Regions from separate parts of the Homo sapiens genome. Here regions 1, 3, 4 and 5 are each linked to region 2. Evidence: chromatin contacts called from ENCODE Hi-C data. All regions are on one chromosome and are shown on one strand. Each heading gives the region's core, a stretch centred on a gene start or an enhancer-like site at or near the end of the contact. The rest is flanking DNA. Distances are from core to core; before and after follow the strand shown. Region 1 holds the start of LARP7 (La ribonucleoprotein 7, transcriptional regulator). Region 2 holds the start of HADH (hydroxyacyl-CoA dehydrogenase). Region 3 holds the start of TIFA (TRAF interacting protein with forkhead associated domain). Region 4 holds the start of FAM241A (family with sequence similarity 241 member A). Region 5 holds the start of AP1AR (adaptor related protein complex 1 associated regulatory protein).

Region 1 (4,182 bases), core at 1,639-4,138, 4.6 Mb after region 2:
CACAGCAGGGGCACCCAGCTTGGTGTGGATCATCAAACAAGGCTTCTTCAAGGAAGTAAAGTCTAAGCTGTAAGCTGAAATAACCCTTAGTCAAGGGAAGGCCAGTGAAGGTCTTCCCAAACAAGAATTGCAGGCCTGTGATCCCAGCACTTTGGGAGGCCGAGACAGGTGGATCACCTGAGGTCAGGAGTTCGAGACCAGCCTGGCCAACATGGTGAAACCCCTGTCTCTACTAAAAATACAAAAATTAGCCAGGTGTGGTGGTGCGTGCCTATAATCCCAGCTACTTGGGAGGCTGAGGCAGGAGAATCACTTGAACCCAGGAGGCAGAGGCTGCAGTGAGCCGAGATCACGCCACTGCACTCCAGCCTGGGCGACAAGAGCAAAACTGTCTCAAAAAAAAAAAATAAAAGGGCGAGGCGGGGGCGGTGAAGTGCAAGAAAGTGACTGGCATCTTCCCTTGACTAATCAAGGTGATCTGGAGAAAGAATAGGTAAGGGGTATGCAAATGAGATATGCATACTTGCTTCGTGACACAGGTCACAGGACAGAAACCAAACCTACAGAAGGACTGCCTTTCAGAAATATAACTCCTGGCCGGGTGTGGTGACTCACGCCTGTAATCCCAGCACTCTGGGAGGCCATGGCGGGTGGATCATGAGGTCAGGCGCTCGAGACCAGCCTGACCAACATGGTGAAACCCCGTCTCTACTAAAAATACAAAAATTAGCTGGGCATGGTGGCACAGGCCTGTAGTCCCAGCTACTCAGGAGGCTGAGGCAGGAGAATTGCTTGAACCCGGGAGGCGGAGGTTGCAGTGAGCAGAGATCACGCCACTGCACTCCAGCCTGGGCGACAGAGCGAGACTCCATCTCAAAAAAAAAAAAAAAAAAGAAATACAACTTCCACATCCTATCTCCCTCCCCTCCGGCGTACATAAATTGCTGATGCCTAAGAATGCCAAGAAGATAAAAGAGAGATCGAGAAAAACACTCCTGGGCTAGATATGCTGTATACATAGATGAGAATACATGGTACAGACACAGTGCTGGGCATGTGGCAATTATTAATATCAGATCTGTTTAATAGCTACCATTTATTCAGTGCTACCATATGCTAGAAACTGTTAAATGCTTTATTTGGAGGTTTTGTTTCTGTTGGCTTTTTAACTTTTCTTTTTCTTTTACAGAGACAGGGTCTCACTCTGTCACCTAGGCTGGAGTGCAGTGTTGCAATCATAGCTCGCTGTGGCCTCAAACTCCTGGGCTCAAGCAATCCTTCCAGCCTCCCAAAGTGCTATATTATAAACATTATATACATTATATTGTTAATTATATACATTATAATTATTATGTAATTATATAATATATAACTATATTACTGTATTATGTAATATACAATTATATGATTATCGTGTGTAATTATATATATTTATTGATTACATACTATGTATCAGGCAGGAATTGGACGAGATACTTTACATACAGTATTTATCAGTCTCATAATCCTGAAGAATAAGCATTATTACAATTTACAGATTAGGAACCCAGTATTTACTAGTTTAGGATAACTTATATGCTATTTCACAATTGCAAGATAAATTCTCCATTATTTTCCTAAATTGAGATATTACTTCTGGAATGTACAGTTTAAAAAGAACTAAGAAGACTGAAACTCTTAAAGGATGGTTAAATTCGATTATAGGAGAAAACCTAAAAAAAAAAAGCTAACTGGATCTTTTAAAATTTAGAAGAGCTCTAATACTTATTCATTGAAAGTCAACACCCTTTCTTATCTTAGTATTAATCAGAAAAAATTATTTTAGACAACAGCATCATATATATTTAAGTGAGATGCAAAGAGTTTTTTCCAAGTGTTCATCTGTCCACGTCTACCAGACAATTCACCTGTTGACCGACTTCTAATAGGTGAAAGATTAATCTCCAAATAAGTTTTTAAAGACCCCAGATGCTCTGTGATAATTATATACATACATACATACACACAGATATACGTACATACACACATATACATACATATACATTGTGCTACTATATGTACGGACGCAATATATATACATAAAACTCGGTGTTCTCAGTAAAGTATGAGCCATTATTCATTTAAATACTAGATATTTTTCCTTTTTTTTTAAACAAGGAGTATTTTTTGAACCTAAACCTGAACCTCTAAATAGTTCGGATAACAAAGTTTTGGAATCATGAACTCAACATTGTTAACAAACCATCCAGTCCAAATAAACAAAGGAAACCCACATCTCATTTGCCAAGATTCTAAGAACCATAATCCTGTCACCAAATGACAATGGAGACTTGATCCTTTCTCAGTCCTAAATACAAACAGCAAAGCCCTCTTTGGTCCTCATACCTACTCGAAATTGCAAAGCAAGGCCTGGGAAAAACGGTGAAGAGGCACCACTTACTACAAGCAGTCCGAGTAGCTGTGACTGCGACCACCCCAATCCTGGTTCCAAACAGCATCCTTCCCGGTTCTCTTCTTAAGGAGCAGAGTCTTTCGTCCCTTCGCCCCAAATCGCTCAAGTCATTCCTAGGAAATCCCGAGAAACACTTCACCTCACCTGTCAAATTGCACAAAATCCACTTTCGAATTTCTCCCGCGAAACAACGTGACGTCATTAACGCGGGACCTCACCAGATGAGGACCCAAAACTTGGCCCGCCCACCTCCGCCTAAGCCAAAAACCGCCGCTTTCAAATCGCCAATCAAATTCTTCCTTGGCTTCGAGTCTCTCAGCCGGCCGCGCTCTCCGATGCCCAGCCCTCCTGGAACCACCTCGCCTGTGACGTAGGTGGAGCGCGCACTGCCTCCGGGCCCGTCTTTCTCAATTGGGACCGGAAAACGTTGTCGCTCATCCTATGACGCGAAAGTAACCGAGACTATCAGGATCCGGAGACGGAAATGTCCGAAGGCCGCAGTACTTGACCCTGTATTTTGGGAGTCGAACGGAGTAAGTTACAAGCGGCCTATAGGGTCGCACAGCTTGGGCGAAGTCTAATTAACTCTCCGTCCTTTTTCTTGCGGTCCACTCTATCATCTATCGTCCTTCTTACCCCGCCCCCCCGTCCTGCACACCCATCAGTTCCTTGGCCTAGTTATCTATGCGCACGCGCAAAAGTCTTCGGCAGCACTTGTAGTTCCCGTTTTCAGACAGTAAGGGCGCATAGGGGCCCGGCGTGGGGAGGTTTGGGGCGCGCCCGGCCTATGACGGCGTCCTTGCGGAAGTACGGGTGCCGAGAGAAGCAGTAGTCAATAAAGAGAGTGCCGTATTTCGCAGATTGGAGCTGAGCTGTGGCTGCCAGAAGATAGCGAACGTGAGGATTTATATTCTAAAATTATCATCTTCTTTTGCAGGACTCTGCCATCGTCCTCAAAGAGTAAAAAATCCAGTTACGGAAGGGAACTAACACTTGCTAGATATGGTGTGCAGAGTGCGTTTGCAAAGAAACTTAAGAGAAAACAAATGATAGGACACAGGGTGGTGGAAGATCTCAAAGAGTAAGATGCCATTTAACCTGGGCCTTGAAAATTTAATAAGGAAATTTAGACGAGAAGATTCAGACAAAGCAGAACACACAGGCCACTACGTGTTGAGGGACTTGAGTTGTAAGCAGTGACCAGAACAATGATTCTTAACCTGTTGTGGCACACTTCTTTTGAAAACTTAATTATATGGATTAGCTTCTCAGGAAAACGTGCATGTACCTATTAAAACATTTTGCGAGGCTGGGCACGGTGGCTCACGCCTGTAATCCCAGCACTTTGGGAGGCCGACGCGGGAGGATCACTTGAGGTCAGGAGTTCGAGACCAGCCTGGCCAATATGGCAAAATCTCGTCTCTACTAAAAACACAAAAATTAGCGGGGAGTGGTGGTGCACACCTGTAGTCCCAGCTACTCAAGAGGCTTGGTTGGGAGAATCGCTTGAACTCGGGAAGCAGAGATTACAGTGAGCCGGGATCGCGCCACTGCACTGCAGCCTGGGCCACTGAGAGAGGCTGCGTCTCCAAACAAACATTTTTCATATAATTTCCTCAGGAGAAATTACGAAATACTTTTAAATAGCAAACACACACAAATGACTTGGTGTCTTGTCTGACTCACTCTTCCAAGTTATCTATGTCTTTCGTGGTCTTTGAACTATTTTT
Region 2 (4,515 bases), core at 1,497-3,996:
ACTGAGGAAAGGTTCCAATGGAGGTGCTGGAACTCACTCTTGGCATTAGCAGGGTGCCTGTTGTATGGAATTTGAAACTAATCTATAAATTGGGGAAAATCTTGAATTTGTAGCCAGTCAGACCTCCTAGGGGTTCACATGGTAGAAGCTACTCAAATATTCTCAGTGGATCAAAACATTTGTGTTCAACAAACACACTTCATGGAACATTACACAACTTTGGATCTCCTCTTTGCTCATGCTGGGGGCTCTTGCATGGTGCTGAATAAAACTGAATGTTGCACTTATTTTTCCTCTAATTTTACTACTATAGAAAACTTAATTTAAAAGGTGGCAGATACTGCTGTTTCTCTAAACACTGCCACTGAATATATTAAGGAAACTTCTCAGGGGAAAGGAACACATGATACATTTATGGGAGCAGCTAATGGTTGGTTTGTAGGCATCCTGAGTAGTGAAAGGCAAGCTAGGCTATTCCAAACTTTTCTAATCTTTATGCTTCTTTAGTGGCTCTCCAGGTTATTATAACTTGTGTTACCAGGCTAATTACAAAAATGGATACCTCTTTAAATCAGGCCATAAGGCTGAATCAGGTCATTCAGTGAACTATGGTCCTTGTAAAAAGTAAAGTAGAGGTTCCTTTTCAAAGACTTTCCTCCTCATCTGATTAGGAATAAATAGTAACCTCTCTTAGAAGCAAAATTTATTCAAAGACCTGTTAACATTCTTAAATATCTGCTAGCTGTAATAAAGAAATCAATGTACTTTATGTTCTTAGCTCCCACAATTTAGCCTAAATATTTGCCCTGGCATGCTTATACTGGTCCAAGTGGGCATTAGGTCATAGCCTGTTCCTCTTCCTTATTTAGAGGTGTTTTTCCCTTCTCAGCATTCCACAAGTTACTTCCTCCTTCCTTTGTTCTCCTCTGCCTTTGCCTCTTTTAAGAATTTCTAAGTTGCTAGCCAATCAAGACAAATACAGAATGTGAAGTCCCGTTCTAGCCAATGGAAACCAGTCACAACAGTAAGGTGGACGGGTCAGGTTATAAATGACCCTGCCTCCTTTGTTCGGTGTACTCTTGTGGCAAAACTGCTGGCGAGTGTACTCTTTCCGCAGAAAGTAAAAATGGCCTTGCTAAAGAAATTAATTTTATGTTCAAGTGCTATTTCTTTACGGCACCAAGAAATAAGCATTTCTAGCAGTCCTTAACCGCCATAATGCCCTAAATTAGACCATGACCAATTGGACTCAAATACTTTGAACTATCTTTATTGCCTGAACTTTGAATTGTTTAATTTTGATCAGTTCAGTTTGTGGAGACTCCTGTTAAGGTGTGTACCTCAGTTTATTGCTATACTCCTTCTCGTGGCCATAATAGTCTCCCTGATGTGTTGTTGTCCCCTCGAGAGTCTTCAATGTCTCTATGCAGCCATCCTTTGTACACCAAATGGTGTTATTACAGTTAGAATAACAACATGAAGAAAGTATAATCACTCAACTAATTTGACATTGTGACTTCCATACTGAGACAAAACAAGGTTCTGGTCAATCTCGTAAAACTGAGAGGCTGACCCAAAGGAGGAAACTGTTATTAAATTAAATCTGGCCTAAAGTTGCCTCCCTACCTAGCAAAGCATAATCAAACCTAATATGTAAATAAACTGCAATGTAATTTGAGAGTACGTTCTTCTAACAAGTGGCCAAGTCTTGGCCAATCACCGCAGCGGAGCTTTTAGCCCATTACAGGCTGCAAAAAATATTGTCTATAAACGCGGCTTGCCCACTGTTAGGGGCTGGAGCTCTCTGAACCTTTACTGGCTCAGGATACTACATGATTCATGCTTTCTTTGCTCAGATAAACTCTGCTAAACTTGTTTGAAGTTTTTTTGTTAACAATATTTAAACATAAAGCAAATAAATTAATAAGAATCCTATATCACTAAGTTACAGTAATTAGAAAGTATTCACCTGAGTGAGAAGATTGGCCAAGCTGCTATCCAGTCTTCCATTATTTGACAAGACATTTCTTTCCTATGCTTTCTAATAGTATTCGTTATTCCAGAAAGGTTGCTCTATGACCTTAAACCGTCCACATGTTCACTGCACTGATAGACGTCCAACGTCAAGATGGGTAACTAAAGGTCAACTCTCTCTTTACCTTCCCTGAGCCTGATTTTTGCATTGTAACTCATGGTCACTAGACATTTGTTTTGGGTGTTCGCAGTCTACATTTATTTCCCTTTTAGGGGAAACAATCACTGTCCACGGGATTAAAATAATCCCGAGTTGATTATTTGGTGACATCAACCAACGGTGCACATTTTGGGTCCATTACCAACACAGCCAAGCAGCACATATTTCTTCAGAGCCTAGATATGCACATGTCATCAAAGGATAGCATTTTACAGAGTCAACACCACTCACTTCATAGAACAAGGGGCCAGTGGCTTTTCAGAAGAAGGGTCTGTTCTCGGCCCCACACCAGAACGCCAGCCGCCAGGTCCCGCTGCTCAGCAGGTCTCAAGCCCGCGCTCACTCGGGCTCCGGCTGCTGACAGCTGCGAGCCCGCGCGTGTATACCCGCTCAACGCTGGGACGTTACAGCCAGGGCCAATGGGCAGAGCGGGACTCGAGGCCCCGCCCCCGCCTTGTGGCGTCACGGGGACGCCGGGGGCGCGCGGGCTGCAGGGCCGCGTAGGTCCCCGCCCCCAGAGTCTGGCTTTCCGCGGCTGCCCGCCTCGCGCGTCTTCCCTGCCCGGGTCTCCTCGCTGTCGCCGCCGCTGCCACACCATGGCCTTCGTCACCAGGCAGTTCATGCGTTCCGTGTCCTCCTCGTCCACCGCCTCGGCCTCGGCCAAGAAGATAATCGTCAAGCACGTGACGGTCATCGGCGGCGGGCTGATGGGCGCCGGCATTGCCCAGGTGAGCGGCCCTCCCTGCAGCGTGCCCACGCGCTTGGCCGCCCACCCTGAGGTGGAAGCTCTGGCGCGACCGGCCGCGAGGGGCCTGCACCCGCCCGACACCAGGGAGTTTTCACCCCGCGCCTCCCGGGTGTAGTTGAAATATCTCGCGTCTGGGCCTGTGAGGGCCCAAGTCTCACTCCCCTCAAAATTCAGGGTTCTGGGCCGATCCTCAGCTTCCTCGTTTGGAAAATTCTGGCTGCCCCCAGGGCCCGCTGAAGGTTCCATGGAGAGTGGCGGTGAATGCATTTTGGAAGCGGGCCGTGCAAGAGAAGAAAGAATTGTATGTGCACAAGGTTCAGGCATAACGCGTTTGTTCCTGCTCGGCTCAAACGGGAGTTTGCTGCCAAAGACATGAACTGCGATCAGTTTTAATTCTATCAGTTATTTTTGATTTTTATTCTGTAATTGTGCAGTCTTTGTCAAAGTAGTTTTCTCTCCTAAACGGCCTCCCGGCTCTCCCCGGTCTTTCCTTCGCTTGCTAGGTTGTAAAGAATAGTAGTAGTCATGACTTTTGTAGCACTTTGTAAAGTCACCTAATGGAAGATTGCTGAGGTCCTGGTTTTGACCTTTGAAATAGTGCCGTCTGTGCAGAGTTCTGAGCTTGCGATTTTGGCGCTGCAGCGGAATAAGTCTCTCTCTTTTTTTTTTTTTTTTTTTTTTTGAGTCGGAGTCTCTTTGACCCAGGCTGGAGTGGAGTGCAATGGCGCGATCTCGGTTCACTGCAACCTCCGCCTCCCGGGTTCAAGCGATTCTCCTGCCTCAGCCTCCCGAGTAGCTGGGATTACAGGCGCCCCGCCCGGCTAATTTTATATTTTTAGTAGAGACAGGGTTTCACCTTGTGGGTCAGGCTGATCTCGAACTCCTGACCAAAGGTGATCCGCCCGCCTGGCCTCCCGAAGTGCTGGGATTACAGGCGTTAGCCACTGCACCCAGCCGGAACAAGTCTTTTATCCATTGTACATCTTCAGGGCTTTTCCATTGTTCTGCTGAGCTGTGGTTCAGGCTCAGTTGTGCGAGTGATTGATTACCTGGCTACTGTAATGCTTGTACTTTTTTTTTTTAAAAATTATTCCATTTCAGCTCACATTGGAGAACCATGGTTTTCGTATCCTAGCTGATTATATTCTTAGCATTTCAGTCCTTTGCAACTTGGTTTGTTGGGGAAGGCGGTTATAGTCATCTAATTTTTCTTGGGGACAGTACTACTGTGGCTACAGTCATGAGAGAGTTTACTTTTTCAATGTCTTGTTTCCAACCAAGTCCACGCTTTCATGCTTGCTTTTTAAAAACAAAAACAAAAAAACCTTTTACTATTAGGTATTATATATCTCAATTTTCTTCTCCTTGGCAAGTTTTTTACAACGTTTTTATTTGATTGCATTTTCTTCTAAAAGCTATATCCCTGTAATGTTTTATTTATATGACTTCTTACAGTCTCCCATTTCCTCTGAGACCATAATTTTGGACATACATTGCCCTTTTTATTGTGTGGATCCCCTGGCTGCTAGGTTATAGTATCCCCATAATCTATGTTGTATGTGGACTGGGAGGA
Region 3 (4,194 bases), core at 529-3,028, 4.3 Mb after region 2:
CATCAGGATGTATACACTTAACCTGGGAGGCTTAGAGTTGGGAAGAGAAGAGTTAGATCGAGGGCAAGGCTTCTGACTCCTCTCTGGGGAAAGAAGAATGGATACGTGTAGAGGTGCTATGTGCAAAAACAGCACCTCCACCTCTGCTACCCTCCCTGCAACACAACACACACACACACACACACACACGTACACACACACTCACTAAGGTCCTGCAAAGCCCGTGAAGAGACATACCACCTCTCCTTGCCAAAGGGTGTTCGGCCTTAAAATGCCATAAACAAAAACATATACAGAAATATTTTCGCTACAAGGACCCAGATGTCTAAGCAGTTTAACAGAAAGCTTGGCACCCCTGGGTGGTCATGCATGCCAACCAGATTTCTCATGCTTTAAGAAGTCTATTTTTTAAAACAGGATTGACCAAACTAATGGGGTCTGCTCTGGATGGTGAAAATGTTTACTTTCATTTCCCCCCAACCCCCTCGCCTCCCCAGTTCCCCCTGAATATATTCTCAAGAAAGAGTATGTCTTTGGGTGGTTGCAAGTAGGAAGTTTCAAGGCTTTTCTCCCTAACGAATACCGAACACTGAGCACACAGGAGGGGAACAGAAACTTGGAAGCAGAGCAAAGGACCAAGTTATCCTCCTGTCTAACCCTGCTCAACAGGATCACCCTGAAGTGTGGCTCTGAAGATATTTGTGAACTCTGGCACAGCTGTTTGGCAGAATTAATACTAAAACCACAGGTCTTGCAAAAACAAAGAATCAAAAAAAAAAAAAAAAAGTGAAAACCAAACAGCAGGAGGAAACCCTTAGGAAAGCTCGGTGTCTTTCAGACATGAGATTTTCTTTCTCCCACTCTACTTGACTGGCCTGACCTGGGGTCCAGTCCCACTTCCTGGTGGCTGCGGAAATCCGCAGTGAGGCTCAGTGTGGATTTTGGCTTCAGAGGATTTGGGAAATTCCACCTTTCAATCTGAAATCTGGGGAAAGTCCCAGAAAACAACGGATTACTATATTTCTCTCATGAACCAGACTGAAGCAAGGAGTCAGGTCTAGGACCAAGGACCTCGGCACTCCAGGGAGCCCAGGGCCCCTCAGAAAGGTCTCGCTTGGCCACCGAGAGCGTGGGGCCGTAGCAGTTGGCAAGCGGGGGAGGGGGGTCACGCACAACTGCTCTGGAGCCACACTGCATAAATGGCATTCGTTTTTGTTTTCTGATTAGAAAAACGTTGAAAAGAATACCAAAGTACAGAGAAAACACACCCCCATCTCCAATGTTTCCTCATTTATGTAAATATTCTCATATTTTATAAAACAGGGAGGTGCTGTCTATAATTTTTGCAGGCTTTCCTTAGCATATGGTGAGCGTGTGCCAGGTGAGCAGGAGCAGCGGGGGATGACTTCCGATCCGACACCCCCAAAATCTCCTGGACAAAGCTGCTGTCTTTGCGGGATAAACAGAAAAGGGCCAGTCCCCACCTCACCCCCAGCCCGCCGCCCCGCAAGTACCTGGGGCTGGGGAGTCAGTGAACTCTCTTCAGCTGTTCGGCTCTCCCGGCTCAGAGCGAGGGGAATCGAGGAGACTGGGCGCAGGATGGGGGTGGACACCCGGCCGCTGCTCCTCCGCGCGGGTAAGTGTGAGCCCCGGGGTGCGGGGAACCGAGCCAGGGACCAGTGACCGCGAGCCGCCGATCCTCCCGCGCTCCCGCGCGCGCGGCCTGCCTTCCCACTGGCTGGCAGAGCACGTCCTCTCGCGCCCGGGGCCTTTGTAAAGAGCGCAGCGGTGGCGCGGAGGTTTTCAGGCTCCGCCCGCTCCACTCGCGCTCCCGCCCCTTCCTTCCTCTCGAGGTGACCCGGCAGCTGGCGCCTTTCTCACCAGGTACCCAGCCCCCTGGCCGCCTCTCTCAGTTCTCTGGCAGGGTTTGGTGCGCGGTACACCGACCCGGACCGCGCCTTCCCAAACGAGTGGCCTCTCCTCCAGCCCGATTGGCGAGCTAGAGAAAAGAAGGGAACTGGATCACTTCAGCATTAAGGAGGACTTTTCCCCAAAATGAGTGTTGCCCCAGGGCGTGGGCAGGCGGGGAGCTGAACTAATCTTTCGGTGACTCCAAGGATACCAAGCAAGCCAGTGCGTGGCATGCACGAGCTCCTCTAATCATCGCAGTCCCCCTTACACATGAGTAAACCGAGGCTCAGAGAATGGTGGAGTGTGGCGAGCAGAAGTGGAATTTTTTTTTTCTTTTTTTCTTTTTTTGAGACGAGTCTCACCGTGTCGCCCATGCTGGAGTGCAGTGGCGCCATCTCGGCTCACTGCAACCTCTGCCTCCCGCAGAGGCGGGATTTGAACTTGCTCCAGGTTGCCCTCGCCTTACACCCAGCAGAGCAGTCCAGTCGCTTTCTCTCCTGCCGCTTGCATCGTAATGGACATCCAGAGTCCACAAGTAAAAGCTGGTACATGATGAAATGGGAAACACCTCTCAGGAGTCCTTTATAGCTTAGAAGAAGGTAATGCTACCTTTCTGCCTCAGTGAAAAGATTTGGAATCACCTAAGTGTGAAGAACCTAAGGAGAGTAGGTGTCAAGAGAGGATAGACCCGGGTGCCGTGGCTCAAACCTGTAATCCCAGCACTTTGGGAGGCCGAGGTGGGCGGATCACGAGGCCAGGAGTTTGAGACCAGCCTGGCCAACATGACGAAATTCCATCTCTACTAAAAATACAAAAGTTAGTTGGGCTTGGTGGTGGGTGCCTGTAATCCCAACTACTCGGGAGGCTGAGGCAGGAGAATCACTTGAATCCGGGAGGCAGAGGTTGCAGTGAGGCCGGGATGGCGCCATTGCACGCCAGTCTGGGCAACAGAGTGAGACTCTGTTTAAAGAAAAAGAGAGAGAGAGGATAGACACTGTAGAGACCAGCAATCCCTGTTGGGAACCAGTGTCATGGAAGACTTTTTCCACAGACTGGGGTTGGGGCCACGGGAGATGGTTTCAGGATGATTCAAGCCCATTTCATTTATTGTGCACTTTATTTCTATTATTATTGCATTGTAATATATAATGAGATAATTATACAACTCACCATAATGTCGAATCAGTGGAAGTCCTGAGCTTGTTTTCATGCAACTAGACGGACACATTTGGGGGTGATGGGAGACAGTGACAGATCATCAGGCATTAGATTCTCATAAGAAGCGGGCAACCTAGATCCCTCCCATGTGCAGGGTTCCTGCTCCTATAAGAATCTAATGCCCCAGTGATCTGACAGGAAACAGAGCTCAGGCAGTAACACAGGTGACGGTTAGCAGCTGTAAATACAGATGAAGCTTCGCTTGCTGGCCCTGAGCACACCTCCTGCTTTGCCGCTGGGTTCCTAACAGTCCATGGACCACTGCCAGTCCATGGCCCAGAGGTTGGGGACCCTTGCCATAGAAGGAGAAAGAAGACTGAGGATAGATAGAGGAAGGAGGACAAAACTTGGCTTGGCTGAGATCACAGCGGCCTACTTCTTCGCATGGGAAACCAAATTCTGATGATGGAAATGAGTGGAAGCCCCTTGTCTGTCTTCTGTCCTTGAGTTCAGGAGAGTTGCTTGTTTGTGGATCAGTTTCACTGGCAATAAAATGACACTGATGTCCACCTGATAAAGAGGTGCTATGGGTGCGGTTAAGTTTTGAACTGTGTCAGAGCTAGGTATAATCAAGTACAGTGACTGTGGGGAAAGAAGGGTACATTTACAAGTGAGGCAGATTCCCGTAAGGGCTGCAATTTTGTTAATCATCAACATTTATTATTTCTTCTCTAGAAGTGACAGTCAGGGTACCTTCTCTCAGCTGATGAACATGAGAGCAGGTGGAAGATAAGACGTGCTATCTGATTATGTCAGTGAACTCATACAGTAGAACAGTATTATCAGAATTGGAGTTTCCAATCTCTAATTTGAAAACTGACAAAAGGCCCAGAAAATTTCTAAAAGCTTGAATAAGGCCAGAGCCCCCAAAAAAGTGACTATTTATTTCTGTACTTTCAATTTATTAAGTTTTCTGAAAATCACCAGGGGACATTTGCAAAAGAAGCAATTTTAAGTCACTCATATCTAAATTAGGCAAAGTAATTTGTAATATGGGCTTTATTATTGTTTCAGTTTGTATAAAACCATTAAAAATGATTATTTTTAATGAAGAGATTATTTTAG
Region 4 (4,449 bases), core at 759-3,258, 4.2 Mb after region 2:
ATGGGGTTTCACCATGTTGGCCAGGATGGTCTCCATCTCTTGACCTTGTGATTCGCCTGCCTCGGCCTCCCAAAGTGCTGGGATTACAGGCGTGAGCCACCACGCCCAGCCAAAAAAAAAAAAAGTTGGTTTTTATAAGAAACACTACTAATAGCCAAACCAAAATTCCAAGAATGAAAATGTTGCCTTCAGGGGAAAAAAAATGAGGCCCATCAGAAAGGCTACTGGGTTCCCATGGTGATATTTGTTTCTGATTGTATGTATATAATATTAAATACTCTTTTCTGGAGTTTTAAAGACTTTTAAGAAAGGGAATGAACCAGATTCATTTTCTTTCTAATTTTTGATATCCAACGGCATATTTTCTGGCCCCTAGAGAGATTGTTTGTGGAGGAGAGACAATCAGAGAGGGCATGTGTGAGAAACCATGTGTGAGAGATGGTGTGTGCGCGAGGTTGTATATGTGTGAGAGAGACTGTATGTATGTGAAATCATGTGTGTATGAGAGAGATTGTGTGTATGAGAGATTGTGGGTGTGTGAGAAAGACTGAGAATCTCCTGACTACAAAAAACAGGAAACTTCTTTAAAATAAGCCTATGAGATTCTGCCTATTTTAATTCCTTCTCTGGGCCTGAAAACATTTTAATAGAAGATCCCAAATAACTCTTACTCTTCTCCATGTGTACACATGTTTACTTTCCATATTTACTTTTCTGTATTTTACCTGTACAATAACCCATCGTTTTCCCAATGTACAGATAAGGCATACACAGAAAAAAAAGTGATATTTTATTTAAACACCCTTCCATTTTCCTTGAATAAAATGGATGGAGTAGTACAAAAAATAATTATCAATTGGATATATTCCCCTCACCACCCACTGAGAAAGACATATTCTTACCCAGTTACAGAAAGATACATCATTTGATACACCATCAAACGACCCAAGGCTCCAACAAACAACACACACTAGGAAGCACTCAACAGAAAGGGACAAATACACAGACCTTCAGTGAGACACTAGGAAAGGAGGCTAAAGGAACAAGAGGGACAGTGAAATGTGTCTTCCTTGAAAAGGACGGGCAGATACTCAGGCAAGAACAGGGGTACTCTGCTGGAGAGTGTAACTGGGTGCATGTGTGTGTTTCTCTCTCACATACAAACCCACACACACTAATCTCTTATACAAATGCGCTCTCTCTTAAATATATGCACTGGCTCTCTCACACAAGTAATTTCTCTTTCACACTTGATCTCTCTCAGTTTCTGTTGTTCCCTCATACAATCTCTCTCTCACAGTCTCTTGCATACACATACAATCTCAATCTCTCTCTCTCTCTCTCTCTCTCTCTCTTTCCCCCCCCCCTCCTCTCTCTCTCTCTCTCTCTCTCTGAAACGGGGTCTGGTTCTGTCGCCCACGCTGGAGTGCAGTGGTGTGATCTCTGCTCACTGCAGCCTCGACTTCCCGCGCTGAGACGATCCTCCCACCTCAGCCTCCTGAGTAGCTGGGACCACACTGCCGCCACCACGCCCGCCTAATTCTATTTTTAGTAGAGATGGGGTTGCCCAGGCTGGTCTCCAACTCCTGGGCTCAAGCTATCTGCCCGCCTCGGCCTCCCAAAGTGCATACAATCTCTTATACGCAGTTTCTTTTATATAGAATCTCTCTCACACACACACACAAATCACGCTCAGCGTCTCTCTCACACTCTCTAACGGTCTCTTACGCACACACAATATCCCTCATACATACACACAGCCTCTCTCATGTACAATCTCCCTCATGCAGTGTATGTCCATAGTTTTTCACACAACACCCTTCTTCTCTCAGTCTGTCGGCCTCTCTCTCAATCTCACACACACACCCCCGCCCCCCAACACACCGTTGGCCCCGCCCCCTGTCTTGGCCCCTCCCCTGTACGGCTCCGCCCCGACGGCCGGGGGTTGGGCGAGCCAGTGACAGGAGGGGCCGGGCTGGTACTTCAGGCGCCCAGGCCGGCGGGGCGCGCTCCGGCGGCTCCTGTCAGCGGCGGGTGCGGCGGATCCCAGGGCAGCCTTCGGGCGGCGGCGCTGCCTGGTGCGTCGCGGCGTGGTCCTCCGGCGGCTGTCCGGGGCGGTAGGAGTTGGCTGCGGGATGTGCTCAGCCGGGGAGCTGCTGCGGGGCGGCGACGGCGGGGAACGCGACGAGGACGGGGACGCGCTGGCGGAGCGGGAGGCGGCAGGGACCGGGTGGGATCCCGGGGCGAGCCCGCGGCGGCGCGGACAGCGGCCGAAGGAGAGCGAGCAGGTGAGCGCGGGGAGGGGCGGCGGCGAAGCGGCCGGGTCGGGGGCCGCGAGCCCCGCCCGGCGTTGGAGGGAAGGGGCCCGGCCCGCGGGCCGCGCCGCAGCTCTGCCCCGCGTGGGCACTGGCTCCCCGGCGCTCTGGGAAGTCGTCGCCGGGAGCGGTTAGACGGCGCTCCCAGGAGGAGCGGCGGGGTCGCGCGAGTGCAGACGCCAGCGCCGGCCCCGGGGTCGCGTGTCTGGCGGGGTCAGCGTGGTTCGTCCCCTGGCGTCCGGCAGAGGATTCTCAGGCTGGCGCCCAGGGCTCGGAGGAAATGCCCTCCATAGCGGTGATTTATTTAAAAGCCTCACTTGTAAACACTTCTTTTTCAACTTCGAGTCCGTGCCCTGCGCCAGGTTTAGGAGACGCCGGCTCCCCTCCCGCCCTCCATCTTGCGTTTCCGAGCCCACACCTAGCGTGTCTGGAAGGTGTGGGTGGATTCCGTCCACGGGCAGCGCTGAAAGCATGAGTAGGAGCGGGTGTTACAATGAATGTCTTGACAGGGACTCTCCCAGAGCACGTTCTTCATAAATACAGATGAGATCAAAGCTTCAGTTAAAAAGTGGAGAGGCAAGAATATTGCTTTCGGTTATAAGAGGCCAGCCATAGTAAGGGAAAAGAGAAGTTGCGTAATTTTTTAAACTCTCTGAGTTTATCTCATTTAAATAAAGTGTGATAATGGGCATTATAACATCAAATATCTTAAAGATTAGGCAAAAGGTTTAATTTTAAAAATTGAATTGTATGTTGGATGAATTTTCTACAGCAAATACAGTATTTAGACTTTCCAAATACCTGAGGTAAGCCGCTCTTTAGACTCACATTAAGGAGCAGGAATTCAAATGATTATTGGCCTTTATTACAGCCTGTACTGTTAGGACAATTAATACCTGTCTCTCCTCATCTTTCTTCATCTGTCCTTTCTGTCACGTTTCACAAATTCCAGTATCATCACTAAATGCATTAATAGATGTATACCTTACATTGTTTCAATAGGTTACTTAGGAAACAGAGTAATACTGTGTGGCACACAAAATATGCCTTAGCGTTAGGTTTGATCACCACGTGGAGTGTAATTTTTCATCTGTGACAATATAAGAGAAAGTGACTCAAGCAAATAATTTGGTAGCTTGTTCTTCGGATTCCCTTCCTAGTGGTTTTTCCCGTTAACTATTCATTTGCTCAAGGGCTTGATTTCCTCTAACTTAAATTGCTTAACTGGAAAAGTGAAGAAGACAGCACAAGAATTCCTTTGGGGGTGGGGAGGGGTTGCATTTGAGCAGGGGTTTCCAAAGTAAATTTTCAAATAGTTGTAAGGGAGCATATAAAAATACTTCATTTAAGCTTCTGTGTACTTCATTAGTATGATTATGTAGACATCACTAATAGTTGTGGTCTTTCCAAAATTGCTTATGGTACAAAGTAAAAGGATAAAACAAAAAATGAAAAGTACATCTTAGAAAACATATCACTTTGCATACCTGCCTCCTTCATTGAATGTCATGAAAGTTCATTCTCCTGTACTCCTTTGAAGTGTTATTTTTATCATTCTGTTTTTGCCTCAAGATTTATTAATGTATTCTAAGCCCCCATACACAATAATTGAAAATCACACCGGAGATAGGCATTTCCTACTACATTAGCACCAAAGAAGAATTAGTCAAGAAGACAAAAATAAGCAAAAAATTGGTGCAACCCAACCCATTGTTGTAAAAAGCAAGCTTTTCTGATAAAACGTTTCTTGGTAATGTTATCACAAAGCCTTGTTTTCTAGTTTTTTTCAAGTTCTGTAAATGAAATTATGCATTGCCATGTAATGATGGTAGAAATAGTATTACATGTGTAAAGATATTTGAGGAAGAAATGAAATTAACAACTATGGAACATATCCCAAGGACTCATTTTATTTAGTTTTTATTTAGGGAGATGATTTTTGTTTGTCCTGTTGGTTGGTTTAAGGATACAAGGACTCCAGATTACAAATGGAATATTTTTGAAAGATTGGTTTCTAAGTTAATGATTTAGAACTTAAGGTGAACTTTTCCATGAAAACAATGATATAAACAGGAACAGAACCAAAACTAATTAGCTGGAAATGAGACAGAGGCCATCTTCCTGCCGTCTTTTC
Region 5 (4,180 bases), core at 542-3,041, 4.2 Mb after region 2:
TTTTTAAATGTCTTATTCATTTGTATTGCTTCTGAGGATCATTCATATCCTTAACTGAGAGAACAGATTTACTATAAAAAAATTATTTTTAAGTGAGATTCAGTTTTAATAACGGTTTATAGAATGTCTATAGGAAGTGCTGTCAAGTCTATAGCTGCATTTTTTTAATCAAACTTTTTATATTGAGACAATTGTGTCACATGCAGTTTTAAGAAATAATATACAGATGACCGTGTATATCTTTAATCTAGTTTCCCCCAGTGGTGACATGTTACAAAACTATTGCAATATCACAACCAGAATACTGACATTAATATAGACAAGATGCAGGATTTCCATTCCCTGACCCATGGCAATCAATTATTCTGTTGTCCACTTACATAAATTTATCAATTCTGAGATGTTACATAATGGAATTACACAGTATATAAGCATTTGAGATTGGCTTTTTCTTTAACCATAATTTCCTACAGATTCATTTCAGGGTGTGTTCATCAATACTGTGTTCCTATTTGTTACTAAATATTCCATAGGATAGATGTACCAGTTTCTGTAAACATTTATAGTTGAATTTTAATGATTATTTCATTAATACATTTGTCTAATTTCAGGGGTTGGAAGGAGAAAAGAAAATGCTTTCACTAGGAAGTCATTCGGTCATCCCAACATTCACTGAAAGCAAACCATTGGGACAAATGTTATCCTATGCTTCTGATTACAAAACAACTAAAACCCAAATAAAATAAACATTAGTAAGTAGCAGTGCTAAGATTGAAACCAGATACGTATTTAAAGAAGCAAGAAAATGAGTTCAGAGAACATTTTATCATCAATAAAAACTTTCTAAAATGTAACAATTTTTCTAGGTTTAATTAAACAGGCTAAAAACTTGATGTGTCCAGTCCATGAGAGCATCCTCCTATCCACTGGACGAGGTGTCTACTAAACCACATCTTATATCTATTGTGAGGCCAACTGTCTTGAGGCCAAACAAGACGCGAATTATATGGTAGCACTTGAGAGGGCTGCGGACACATTAGAGCAGCTTTCTCTTCCCATCTACAGCAGTTCTGGGCAGCATGCTTGGAATGGCAACGCTGACGTCCCCGAAAAACCCCAGCCCTCTTGCCAATTTCCTCTGAACCCCAACTACCCAACCCAAAATTATGTGAAGATCTGATTTTCAAACAAAACGAGGACAATAATGCACCATTATTACGTTTCCCTAAAACATTAACAGTATGGAAATTAAGACACAAACCAGAGACCGGAAAAAAATCTTGGTGCGTTCAAAGTAACCTCAATCAGTTCCCGAGTCTATTTTCCGCTTATGGTGCAGTATTAACAAAAACTAAGCACACCGTGCAGAGAAACGCCCCTTCGCACTTATGACTTCCGGCCTGGGACTCTGGCTCCTCACACGCCTTTGATACAAAGTTCGAAGGCTGAGCCTTAGCCATGCCACGCCCAGCGTGCTCCGGACGAGGATGCCCGAAACTGCAATGAGAGAGGGAAATTTCCTAGTCAGGTCAAGGTCCAACAAAACAAACGTCCGCACGCAGGAATTGAACCGTCTCGCAGGCAGAGGCGGCTGAACCAGGAGCGAGCGGAAGTGACGCACAGGCCGGTCGCCAGAGAAGGCGGGGCACCGAGGTAGCGCGCCCAATTGGGGCGCGGGAGAGGCCGGGGGTGTGGCAGCGTTGGCGGCGAGCAGGGGCCTGGGCGCGCTGGGGGCGGGGCCAGGGTGCTCGGCTCGCGGGGACTGGCCTCCTTCGGCAGCTGGAGGCGGTCACTCACGCTGGGCTAGGAGCTGAGGCGAGAAGGGCCATGCGGACGGCGAGGGAGTCCAGAGCCTTGAGCCCGGTGCTCCTCCCTCGCGCAGCGGTGGCTCTGCGGCCGCTGGAGTAAACACTGCCTTTGTTCCCTAGCGCCTCGTCTTTCGTCGCCCCGTGCCCTCACGCCGCCGGGCTCTGGCCGGCCCGCCCTCGGTCCTTGAACCCCATTTCGGCTCGTGCCGTGCGGATGCAGCTGCCGGGCCTGGGTTTGGGCATTGAGCGGGAGGAGGAGGAGGAGCGGCGGCGCCTGGGCGGCATGCGATGGGGAACTGCTGCTGGACGCAGTGCTTCGGACTGCTTCGCAAGGAAGCGGGGCGGCTGCAGCGAGTAGGCGGCGGCGGAGGGTAAGCCCGCTGGGGGAGGGGCCCGGCCCCCGTGGCTCCTCCTCTTCGGCCCCCGGCGGGGAATCCCTTTCACCGTCCCCCGGCGGCTGGAGGTGGCGGTCGAGAGCCCTGCTACACTCACTGCTTAGCAGACGTCAGACTGGTGGTCGTCTTGGAGGCCCAGTCTGGGGTCCGGTCTTGGGGCCTCCTCGGAAAGAGGTAGAAGAGGGGGCGGGGTGTCCCTCCTGCCAGGGCGCCCTGTCACGCGGGGAAGGAGTCACGGGAGACATCATCTCCAGGAAACAAGGGGTAGCTTCGCGCTAATGGGCTGTAGGACCGGCTCCACGGCAACCTGGACACACCCTGCGCTGAGCTTAGGTTTAACGCCAAAGCTAGTATCCCTGTATCTGACCCTCTCTTTAGCCCTGGCAGAGCAGGTGGGATCTGGCTCCGGAGTTAATGCCTCAGATTGATTTTAAGTAGAAGTCATTTGGATGCTGGAGTAAAATAAGGTTCCAGATACTGATGAACTCTGGTAGCTACAAAGACTTGCTGAATTGCAGAGTTCCCAATGGGCATTCAGATTCTTGGTGCTCATAACTACAGGGACAATGTGTAATTTTTTCGTATTAAGTTTTTGAAATTTCGAGAGGAATTCCTTGCCCTGATTGCTACTCAAACGTCCTGTAACATTAGGTAAATTGCAGTCCTTCTGAACTTCACTTCTCTTGAGTAAACCTGGGATATTGCTTAGGTTTTGTATATGCACCATCCACAGAATAGTAATTTCATAATTCCGTTTTTGTGTTTTTTTATTTCATATATATTGAAAAAATTAGAGCAAATTCCTTTGGGGTTGGCTTTGTTGTTATTAAATGTCCCTCCGGAATTCAAACCTAGAATTGAAAATCTGAACCAAGCCAGTTTGTGTAAGGACTAAGACTGTTTTGCACTTTCTGAAACAGATTGCTAATTTTTCATAATCTGTTCCATTTAACTAACATTATTGGGTAATAAGATGTTCAACATAAATAAATTGCAGTAAATGATCATAATTTGAATCTTTGGTAATGGAGATCTTATAAAATATAGGATTCTCATTCATTAATTAGGCATTGTGTCACCTCTCTGATACAAAATAGCTAAGGTTTTACACTAAGTATCCCTAGAATGGAAGGGCAAGGATTTGCAGTTTGTGCCTAGTGTAATATTTCGATTTCCCTAATTTATGAGTTATTACTCTTGAGTGGGACATGACAGTTGTTTTATCTTGTCATCCAGGATCATCTGGTTTAAGTATTTATAATTTTTGTGTGTGAATGAAACTTACAAGGTCAAGCTGCTTAAGTAGGCTTGCCCAATAACTAGATGCCACACAATCTTTGGCTTTTACTATTATTTGTAGTTGTGTTACAGGGCGTTAAATTCTAACTCCAAGAAAGTTGGTTGGTGAGGGAGCAGTACTTACATTCTAAATGGATAAGCAAAAAACTTTATATTTGACTTTGGACTACATGATGTGTCTGTGGACTTTAGTTTTGTTTTTTTCATGGGGTCTCCGTAGAGTACGGCATTAAAATTGTAGGTTCTACTCCCTCAGCTCGTGAGCTTGGCAGCACAGGGAGGTGGCAGGAGGAAATCCATGAATCAGCGTGAGTGTTAATTGTCTGTAGATATGCCATAAAAACATAAGCAGGTGGAGTATTTCTTTCTTTTTTTTTGAGACGGAGTCTCGCTCTGTCGCCCAGGCTGGAGTGCAGTGGCGCGCGATCTCGGCTCACTGCAACCTTCGCCTCCCGGGTTCACGCCATTCTCCTGCCTCAGCCTCCTGAGTAGCTGGGACTGCAGGCGCCCGCCACCATGCCCGGCTAATTTTTTTGTATTTTTAGTAGAGACCGGGTTTCACCCTGTTAGCCAGAATGGTCTTGATCTCCTGACCTCATGATTCGCCAGCCTTGGCCTCCCAAAGTGCTGGGATTACAGGCATGAGCCACCGCGCCCGGCCAGCAGGTTGAGTATTTC

The links. A loop is a pair of places that touch in the nucleus more often than their neighbours do. Pooled maps may share reads with other maps.
Region 1: a loop to region 2 is called in a map of CD4-positive, alpha-beta T cell, with 8 times the contacts of the local background. The contact joins the promoter of LARP7 here to the promoter of HADH in region 2. A Hi-C loop is called at or near these places in 2 of 168 maps with a recorded cell type or tissue (CD4-positive, alpha-beta T cell and naive thymus-derived CD4-positive, alpha-beta T cell) and 6 of 50 pooled maps.
Region 3: a loop to region 2 is called in a pooled map, with 7 times the contacts of the local background. The contact joins the promoter of TIFA here to the promoter of HADH in region 2. A Hi-C loop is called at or near these places in 5 of 50 pooled maps.
Region 4: a loop to region 2 is called in a pooled map, with 11 times the contacts of the local background. The contact joins the promoter of FAM241A here to the promoter of HADH in region 2. A Hi-C loop is called at or near these places in 6 of 50 pooled maps.
Region 5: a loop to region 2 is called in a map of ascending aorta, with 11 times the contacts of the local background. The contact joins the promoter of AP1AR here to the promoter of HADH in region 2. A Hi-C loop is called at or near these places in 2 of 168 maps with a recorded cell type or tissue (ascending aorta and endothelial cell of umbilical vein) and 15 of 50 pooled maps.

The regions. Positions count from the first base shown.
Region 1 is chr4:112,634,255-112,638,436 of GRCh38, forward strand. LARP7 (La ribonucleoprotein 7, transcriptional regulator) reads left to right here and starts at 2,889. Exons shown (of 13, transcript NM_016648.4): 1 at 2,889-2,985. ZGRF1 (zinc finger GRF-type containing 1) reads right to left here and starts at 2,655. Exons shown (of 28, transcript NM_018392.5): 1 at 2,597-2,655. RefSeq lists enhancers at 2,452-2,671, 3,242-3,291, 3,332-3,441.
Region 2 is chr4:107,987,143-107,991,657 of GRCh38, forward strand. HADH (hydroxyacyl-CoA dehydrogenase) reads left to right here and starts at 2,747. Exons shown (of 8, transcript NM_005327.7): 1 at 2,747-2,922. The coding sequence starts at 2,791. RefSeq lists a silencer at 2,514-2,743.
Region 3 is chr4:112,284,126-112,288,319 of GRCh38, forward strand. TIFA (TRAF interacting protein with forkhead associated domain) reads right to left here and starts at 1,779. Exons shown (of 2, transcript NM_052864.3): 1 at 1,515-1,779. RefSeq lists enhancers at 552-731, 762-881, 3,391-3,510 and a silencer at 1,522-1,831.
Region 4 is chr4:112,143,446-112,147,894 of GRCh38, forward strand. It overlaps FAM241A (family with sequence similarity 241 member A), which reads left to right and starts at 2,009. Exons shown (of 2, transcript NM_152400.3): 1 at 2,009-2,288. The coding sequence starts at 2,136. RefSeq lists a silencer at 1,790-2,439 and an enhancer at 2,780-2,919.
Region 5 is chr4:112,229,996-112,234,175 of GRCh38, forward strand. AP1AR (adaptor related protein complex 1 associated regulatory protein) reads left to right here and starts at 1,792. Exons shown (of 10, transcript NM_018569.6): 1 at 1,792-2,179. The coding sequence starts at 2,097. AP1AR-DT (AP1AR divergent transcript) reads right to left here and starts at 2,155. Exons shown (of 1, transcript NR_186684.1): 1 at 1-2,155. RefSeq lists enhancers at 1,565-2,512, 2,537-2,586 and silencers at 1,617-1,896, 2,057-2,326.